Regions from separate parts of the Homo sapiens genome. Here region 1 is linked to region 2. The links are chromatin contacts, found by Hi-C or POLR2A ChIA-PET in ENCODE. All regions are on one chromosome and are shown on one strand. Each heading gives the region's core, a stretch centred on a gene start or an enhancer-like site at or near the end of the contact. The rest is flanking DNA. Distances are from core to core; before and after follow the strand shown. Region 1 overlaps FAM186A (family with sequence similarity 186 member A). Region 2 overlaps SMARCD1 (SWI/SNF related BAF chromatin remodeling complex subunit D1).

Evidence for each region. Hi-C counts contacts between places; a loop is a spot of excess contacts on that map. ChIA-PET counts read pairs that join two places held with the same protein, here RNA polymerase II (POLR2A). Pooled maps may share reads with other maps.
Region 1: a pooled map shows a loop between it and region 2 (2.0-fold over the local background). The contact joins two enhancer-like sites. A Hi-C loop is called at or near these places in 20 of 168 maps with a recorded cell type or tissue (GM12878, HCT116, Jurkat and 13 more), 13 of 37 single-sample maps with no recorded cell type and 20 of 50 pooled maps. POLR2A ChIA-PET finds 5 or more read pairs at or near these places in 9 of 52 experiments (A549, A673, AG04450 and 5 more).

Annotation. Positions count from the first base shown.
Region 1 is chr12:50,324,725-50,328,651 of GRCh38, reverse strand. FAM186A (family with sequence similarity 186 member A) reads left to right here. Exons shown (of 8, transcript NM_001145475.3): 8 at 1,248-1,343. The coding sequence ends at 1,269. Among named protein-coding and RNA genes, the nearest start is that of LIMA1, 43 kb to the right of the region's middle. Within about 2 kb of position 1,816, at least 7 of the 41 ENCODE cell types and tissues checked have a DNase peak (open chromatin) inside an H3K27ac peak, as active enhancers do.
Region 2 is chr12:50,089,156-50,093,078 of GRCh38, reverse strand. SMARCD1 (SWI/SNF related BAF chromatin remodeling complex subunit D1) reads right to left here. Exons shown (of 13, transcript NM_003076.5): 7 at 3,094-3,195; 8 at 2,677-2,838; 9 at 2,489-2,586. Among named protein-coding and RNA genes, the nearest start is that of SMARCD1, 5.8 kb to the right of the region's middle. Within about 2 kb of position 1,983, at least 2 of the 41 ENCODE cell types and tissues checked have a DNase peak (open chromatin) inside an H3K27ac peak, as active enhancers do.

The DNA of each region.
Region 1 (3,927 bases), core at 567-3,066, 240 kb before region 2:
CCTGTAGTCCCAGCTACTCAGGAGGCTGAGGCATGAGAATGGCTTGAGTCTGGGAGGCAGAGGTTGCAGTGAGCCGAGATCGCTCCACTGCACTCCAGCCTGGGCAACAAAGACTCTCTCAAAATAAAAAATAAAATAAAATAAAAAATAAAACCTACTATATGTTTCATTAAACAGTACAGCTTTGAAATTTTTCTATGCTAATAAATATAGAGCTACATCATCATTTTGTTGGTTGTGTGATATTCATTGTAGATCTGTATTTTTGTTTGTTTTTAGAGACGTGGTCGTGCTCTGTCATTCAGGCTAGAGTGCAGTGGCACAATCATAGCTCACTGTAACCTTGAACTTCTGGGGTCAAGTGATCCCCTCCTGCTTTAGTCTCCCAAGTAGCTGGGATTACAGGCACACCTGGCCCATTGTATAGATATATCATAATTTATTGAATTGTTCTCCTACTGATAGAAATTTGGATATTTTTCAACATTGCAAACAATGCTACACCAAATATCTTTGAAGTACTTTGTATATTTATATAATTATTTTCCTACAAAAATTCCATTAAAATAATATTCAGTTTTTTCCAATTGCCTAAGTAATGCATGTTCACTGAAAATTTAAAAAATACAGACAGGTCTATCCTTGGAAATAACAATCATTAATTATCAATATTTAAGCCATGTTCTAACTTTAGGTATAAGAATACTGTCTAATAAGCAATAAGCTATTGCCAAGTCCTTTTCTTCCCGATTTTGGGTCTTCAAGGCATTCTGTCACCTTTATGTAACTTTATATATATGGATTACAGGCCAGGCACAGTGGCTCACACCTGTAATCCCAGCACTTTGGGAGGCCAAGGCGGGTAGATTGCTTGAGCTCAAGAGTTCAAGACCAACCTGGGCAACATGGCAAGACCCCAGTCTGTACCAAAAGTACAAAAAAAACAGCCAGGTGTGGTGGTGTGCACCTGTGGTCCCTGCTACTTGGGAGGCTGAGGTGGGAGGATTGCTTGAGCCCAGGGAGCAGAGGTTGCAGTGAGCTGAGATGGCACCACTGTACTACAGCCTGTGTGACAGTAGGAGACCCTGTCTCAAAAAAAAAAAAAAAAAAAGGATTACATACAGATTTTACTAGTTTATCTTTTTGAGTTCTGGAGGCACTTTTATTTTCCCTATGACTCACCTATATTCCCACAAATGTGTTTAAAGCAATTTATAATGAGGTTAATTTTCTTGTCTCATTTCCAGGGTTAAGAAGATTCCCAAATGACTGTAAAATTAAATACAAGCATGTTGAAAGTACATTTCAGTATCTTTCAGTAAAATGCCTATTTTGTTCTCTTTCATGCGTATATATTGCTTTGTCTTTCCTTTGCTTTTATATTCTCCTTGCAGTTCTTCAGGTTGAACATCTTCATTTCTGGGCTACTACTATGACCACTCAAGAAAGAGTATCTTCTGCTCTACATTACTGGAAACACAAAGGTTCAACAACCCTGGGGTAGGCTGAGTCATGAAAGGGACATCATTATGGGCCCCTAACATGATGGCAAAGTGGCACAGTCTGCCTTTCCCAGTCTAAACCCGAAGATGCCTCAGAAGGAAGAAATAAATGAGTATAATGAAGGAAACTAAAAACCAGCAGACACCCCTGAAGAATTAGAAGGTGGTTATGATTGGTAATGAAGGGAAATCATAATGTTACCAGTAGAGGGTTGTGACTGCAAGTTGTCCAGGTTCTTGGCATTTTGAACAAAGAATTGGGCAAAATGCCCAGCAAAGCAAATAAAGAATGAAGCAACAGAAGAACGAAAGCAGGGATTTATTGAGAACAAAAGTACACTCCACAGTGCAGGAGTGGCCCGAGCAGCTGCTCAAGGACCTGGATACAGAATCTTCTTGGGTCCAAATACCCTCTAGAAGTTGCCTATTGATCACTTCATGCTCACCTCATGTAAATAAAGCGGTAGCCTGCAATCAGTCTGATTGGTTGCAGCAAAAAGCAACCAATCAGAGGCTAGGGTGAAGTTACAAACTTATACTCCTATTTTTTTTTTTTTTTGAGACAGAGTTTCGCTCTTGTTGCCCAGGCTGGAGTGCCATGGTGCGATCTCGGTTCTTGAAATTCTGCCTCCCAGGTTCAAGCGATTCTCCTGCCTCAGCTTCCCGAGTAGCTGGGTTTACAGGCATGCACCACCATGCCTGGCTAATTTTGTATTTTTAGTAGAGACAGTGTTTCTCCATGTTGGTCAGGCGGTTTCGAACTCCCAGCCTGAGGTGATCCACCTGCCTTGCCGTCCCAAAGTGCTGGGATTACAGGCATGAGCCACCACGCCAGGTCTCAAAGTTACACTTTTATGCAAACAAAGACTGGCCTGCAATCAGTCTGATTCATTGAGGGCAGCCAATTTCCCATCTGCCTCACAGAAAAAGGTTAAAGGGAGTAGCCTCTGGTCCTTTTGTTACTTAGGTGTGTGGAAAGTTAGGGGTTTCCTTTTCATTTAGTTCTAGGAAGTTGGCGTGCAGCCTTAGGTTTGCTGCCTCCAGACCCTGTTCTCCTTCCTCAATAACTCTGTACAGCGGAGGGCCAGGCTTCCAACACGGGGATTGTATTAGTCAGGCTTCTCTTAGAGGGACAGAACTAATAGGATATATATAAAGGGGAGTTTATTAAGTATTAACTTACACAATCACAAGGTTGCACAATAAGCTGTCTACAAGCTGAGGAGCAAGGAGAGCCAGTGCAAGTCCCAAAACTGAAGAACTTGGAGTTCAATGTTCAAGGTCAGGAAGCATCCGGCATGGGAGAAAGGTATAGGCTGGGAGGCTAGGCCCGTCTCTCATCTCTCTCCTTTTCACATTTTTCTGCCTGCTTTATATTCACTGGAAGCTGATTAGATTGTGCCCACCCAGTTAAGGGTGGGTCTGCCTTTTCCAGCCCACTGACTCAAATGTTAATCTCCTTTGGCAACATCCTCACAGGCACATGCGGGATCAGTACTTTGCATCCTTCAATCCAATCAAGTTGACACTCAGTATTAACCATCACAAGTCCACCCCTTGTCAACTTGAACACATCTCCTGAGATCATACATAATCTTCAAATAAAAACAATAATATCATAATTACACTTAACATAATATGACTATCCCTTGTACAACCAGAAAGACACCAATCCCCAACCCAAATACTGTTATATAAAGTTAACAATACTTAAATGCTGATATGAAGTCAATAAATCTTATGTCACATGATAAAGGAAAAGGAAATAAAATGAAAATAGTTTCTTAGTACAAGTGTATATACACACAAACATGTTTTTAACAAAAGAAGGAGGAAATACTCATGACAATGACAGTCCTCATTTCTGTAGCTGGTCACATGGTTGTAGCTGGTATTGATGACTATCTTCTTCTACTACCCATTCTGTATTCCCTCTGCCTTCAGCAAACACCTCAGCAGGTCATGGTTTTTTTCCTGGTGGAGTGACCCAAACCTTCATTCTTGAAGGGTCTGGACCATTTGTAGTCCTGCCTGGATTGGGCTGTTGTAGTTTCCCATTGACCTTAATCACAGGGCATGGTAATACTAAGAGATGCCTTAATGGATCTCCTGTATCCATGCATACTCTTCCGTATCTCCATTGTGGAGCAGTAGACTTATATCAGATTTCATCTTGATAGTCCGGGTCAGTCACCCCAGGCAACACTGTAACTCCCTGTTGACTTAAAGGTAGGAGGAGCCCAAAGTGTCCAGGTGGCAATCTTAACTTCCAGTTTAATGGAATCGTTGTTCTGTCTCCTGATGGCAGCGTTCCTCCCTCTGGAACTAAGACCTCTAGGCCCAGCAGAACATAATGTTGTGGGAAGAAGAAGCAAAAATGTTGCTAGTGGATCACTAGGGGTGATGGTGAGTGGTGCCACTTCCA
Region 2 (3,923 bases), core at 734-3,233:
TCAGCCTCCCAAGTAGCTGGGACTACAGGCGCCCACCACCATGCCCAGCTAATTTTTGTATTTTTAGTAGAGATGGGGTTTCACCATATTAGCCAGACTGGTCTTGAACTCCTGACCTTGTGATCCACCCACCTTGGCCTCCCAAAGTGCTGGGATTACAGACGTGAGCCACTGCGCCCAGCCAAACAAATCTTTTTTTATTGTTTCAGAGACAGGATTTTACTCTGTTGCCCAGGCTGGACTCGAACTCCAGGACTCAAGTGATCTACCCACCTCAGCCTCTGGAGTAGCTGGGTCTACAGGAATGTGCCACCGTGCCTGGCTTTCTCCCTTTTAAACTAAAATTGACCCCAAAAATAAAGTCAAACACAAAATTAAAAGTGGTCTAACTTTAAGCATAGGAATATAGGACAGACCAACTTCTACTGACCTAATTTATAGGTTGAGGAGTTACTACTGTGTAAGTGAAGGTTCAGGGTCTTATCTTTTTTCTTTTTTTCCCCTCCCTCTCTGTCATCTTGTAGGTTCAGGGTCAAAAGAAAAAAAAAAAAAAAGCCCACCGGGTGTGGTGGCTCACACCTGTAATCCCAGCACTTTGGGAGGCCGAGGCGGGTGGATCACGTGACCAAGAGATCGAGACCATCCTGGCCAACATGGTAAAACCCCGTCTCTACTAAAATACAAAAAATTAGCTGGGCGTGGTGGCATGCGCCTGTAATCCCAACTACTTGGGAGGCTGAGGCAGGAGAATCGCTTGAACCCAGGAGGCAGAGGTTGCAGTGAGCCGAGATTGTGCAACAGAGTGAGATTCTGTCTGTCTCAAAAAAAAAAAAAAAAAAAAAAGAAAGAAAGAAAAGAAAAGAAAAGAAAGCCCTTACCAGAATTAATATGGAATAAAGGAAGGAAGACAAAGAGACTATATCCAACTACAGAGACACGCTGCTTTGAGAAGGAAATTTTCTTCACCCCCTATCTAGAGATGCCTTGCTCTCCAGCTTCTAAACAAAAAAGTGAACAGAGGTAATGGAATTGGGAGGCTCGGACTAGAATGCTGTACCATCCAGAGAAAAGATGGCTGCTGAGCCCTTCCATGAGTGAAGAGCTGGTAGATGTTTAACAACTGATCTTCCAAAGGAGAGTGGGAGGAAGTGCCCAGATGTGTGGCATTTGCTGATCTTTGGGCTTTAAATATTCTGATTTCAGCCGGGCGCAGTGGCTCACACCTGTAATCCCAGCACTTTGGGAGGCCAGGTGGGCGGATCACCTGAGGTCAGGAGTTTGAGATCAGCCTGGCAAACATGGTGAAGCCCCGTCTCTACTAAAAATATAAAAAAATTAGCTGGGCATGGTAGCAGGTGCCTGTAATCCCAGCGACGTGGGAGGCTGGGGAGGGAGAATTGCTTGAACTCAGGTGGCGGAGGTTTCAGTGAGCTGAGATCATGCCATTGCACACCAGCCTGGGCAACAAGAGCAAAACTACATCTCAAAACAAAACAAAACAAAAGGCCGGGCGCGGTGGCTCACGCCTGTAGTCCCAGCACTTTGGGAAGCCAAGGCGGGTGGATCACCTGAGGTCGGGAGTTCAAGACCAGCCTGACCAACATGGAGAAACCTTGTCTCTACTAAAAATACAAAATTAGCCAGGCATGGTGGCACATGCCTGTAATCCCAGCTATGTGGGAGGCTACGGCAGGAGAATCACTTGAACCCAGTAGGCAGAGGTTACGGTGAGCCAACATTGTGCCATTGCACTCCAGCCTGCATAACAAGAGTGAAACTCCATCCCAAAAAAAAAAAAAAAAATTCTGATTTCAAGCTACCAACATTACATTACTGTTCATGGGAAGAGATGCACAGTAACACATAAGCACATCATTATATCATATTTCCGCCAGATGGATACAACAGGCAAAAATAACCTCAAGAGCACAAATACAGGCTGGGCGCGGTGGCTCATGCCTGTAATCCGAGCACTTTGGGAGGCCGAGGCGGGCAGATCACGAGGCTCGGCGGGCAGATCACGAGGTCAGATTGAGACCATCCTGGCTAACATGGTGAAACCCCATCTCTACTAAAAATACAAAAAATTAGCCAGGTGTGGTGACGGGTGCCTGTAGTCCCGGCTACTCGGGAGGCTGAGGCAGGAGAATGGCGTGAACCCAGGAGGCGGAGCTTGCAGTGAGCCGAGATCGCGCCACTGGACTCCAGCCTGGGCAACAGAGTGAGACTCTGTCTCCAAAAAAAAAAAAAAAAAAAAGCACAAATACAATAAAATGTAATAATTAGGAAGTTATACATTTTGAATATATGTTACCCACTTTTAGTCTAATATATTTAATTATAAGTTTATGTAATTTAATTGTAAGTAACAGTGTAACAGTTGTGTTTAACAACCTGTTTGCAAAATTCCTGAAAATTTGACAACTGGCTTGTGCAAATCGGCACAAGGCAGCTCCGGCACAGCACTGCCTCCCACACACAGGCCTACCTGATGACATGATTAATGATGATAGGTTCTGGTGGCATAAGCAAGGCATGGAGCCGCTGAGGGATCTCTGAAAACTTCATACGTTGAGACTCAAAGATCTGTAGCAAAGGGGAGAAGCACGAGGTTAGCAGTTTGAGCATAACTAGTGTTCTAATGGATTCTAGCAAAAGAATGGGTCCATTACTTACCTGCTGCAGGTACTTGTCACAGATGACAAACTCCCGCTCGTGAGGGTCCTGGAGCTTATGTGTCTTAATATATTGCCACAGTGCTTGGATGATCACTGGACGAGTCTGGGTATGGATGCCCAGGAGTCGAGCTAGGCGGGGGTCTAATTTAAACTGGGGAGGCTGCAGGGAACCAAAGTATAGGGGATGAAGCTAGTTAGCTGCGTCTATATGCAGCAATACATTCAAGCTATTCAACAAATAATGTAGTGCTTTTTCTGGGACAGAAAAATTCTAGGAAGAACTCAGAGATGACTAAGACTCTATCTCTGTGCCAAAGTGGCAAATTATTCACAACTAGACATAAACTCTTTAAAGTGAGACTGCTGACGGTATGTGGCTGTGAAAGCTGGACCCCCTCACACCACCACAGAATACCTGGTAATCCAGCATCAGTAGGACAGTACACCGTACATTCACGTCTCCCGGCCGCTTCACCTGAAAGCCATCGGTCTCCTGGGTAGTGGCGGTCCTGTGCCACTACAGAGAGGAAGATGTCAGGGGGTGCTCTCCCAGAGGAAGAGCTGGGGTGGGAGGGAAGAGCTTCTGTAATGACTGAATATTCAACTTTGATTACTGAGGCTACTGGAGAAGAGTAATAGCATGAGGCATTTTAAAAAACTGCATATGGCTTTGGGATTACTGTCTGTGTATAAGTAGATTAACCTTTTAATTGTTTGTGGTTGATTTAAATAAGCCTCAATGTCCAGTGATAATTTTATCCACAAAATGGATAATACACATGTGAACAGTAACATAGCTATCATTTACTGAGTACTTACTATGTGTGACAGTATTCTAAGACATTTACCTGGATTATCTCACTTCCCGAACATCTATACAAGATAGGCACAATTATACTTATTTTACAGATGAGAAAACTAATGCTCAGCATAATAAAGTAACTTGCCTAGGTCAAACAGCCAGTAAGTGGCGGAGCCACCATTTGAGCTCTGATGTGTCTGATTCTACAGTCCACATTCTTAGCCACTATACTCTACTGCTATAAAATTAAATATATTTACAAGTTTCTATTGATTCTATGACTTACTTCCCTTATTAGATGGTAAAGACCTCCCCATGTCTCTTAGTGGTTGAGGTTAAGGGGCTGCAGCTACACTGGCAAAGAAAGGAGCAGGTTAGGTTCACTTGGAGTGCTGGCTGGACTGTCATTCTGGTTTTGCCTGTTTCCCAAAGAATACTGTTGC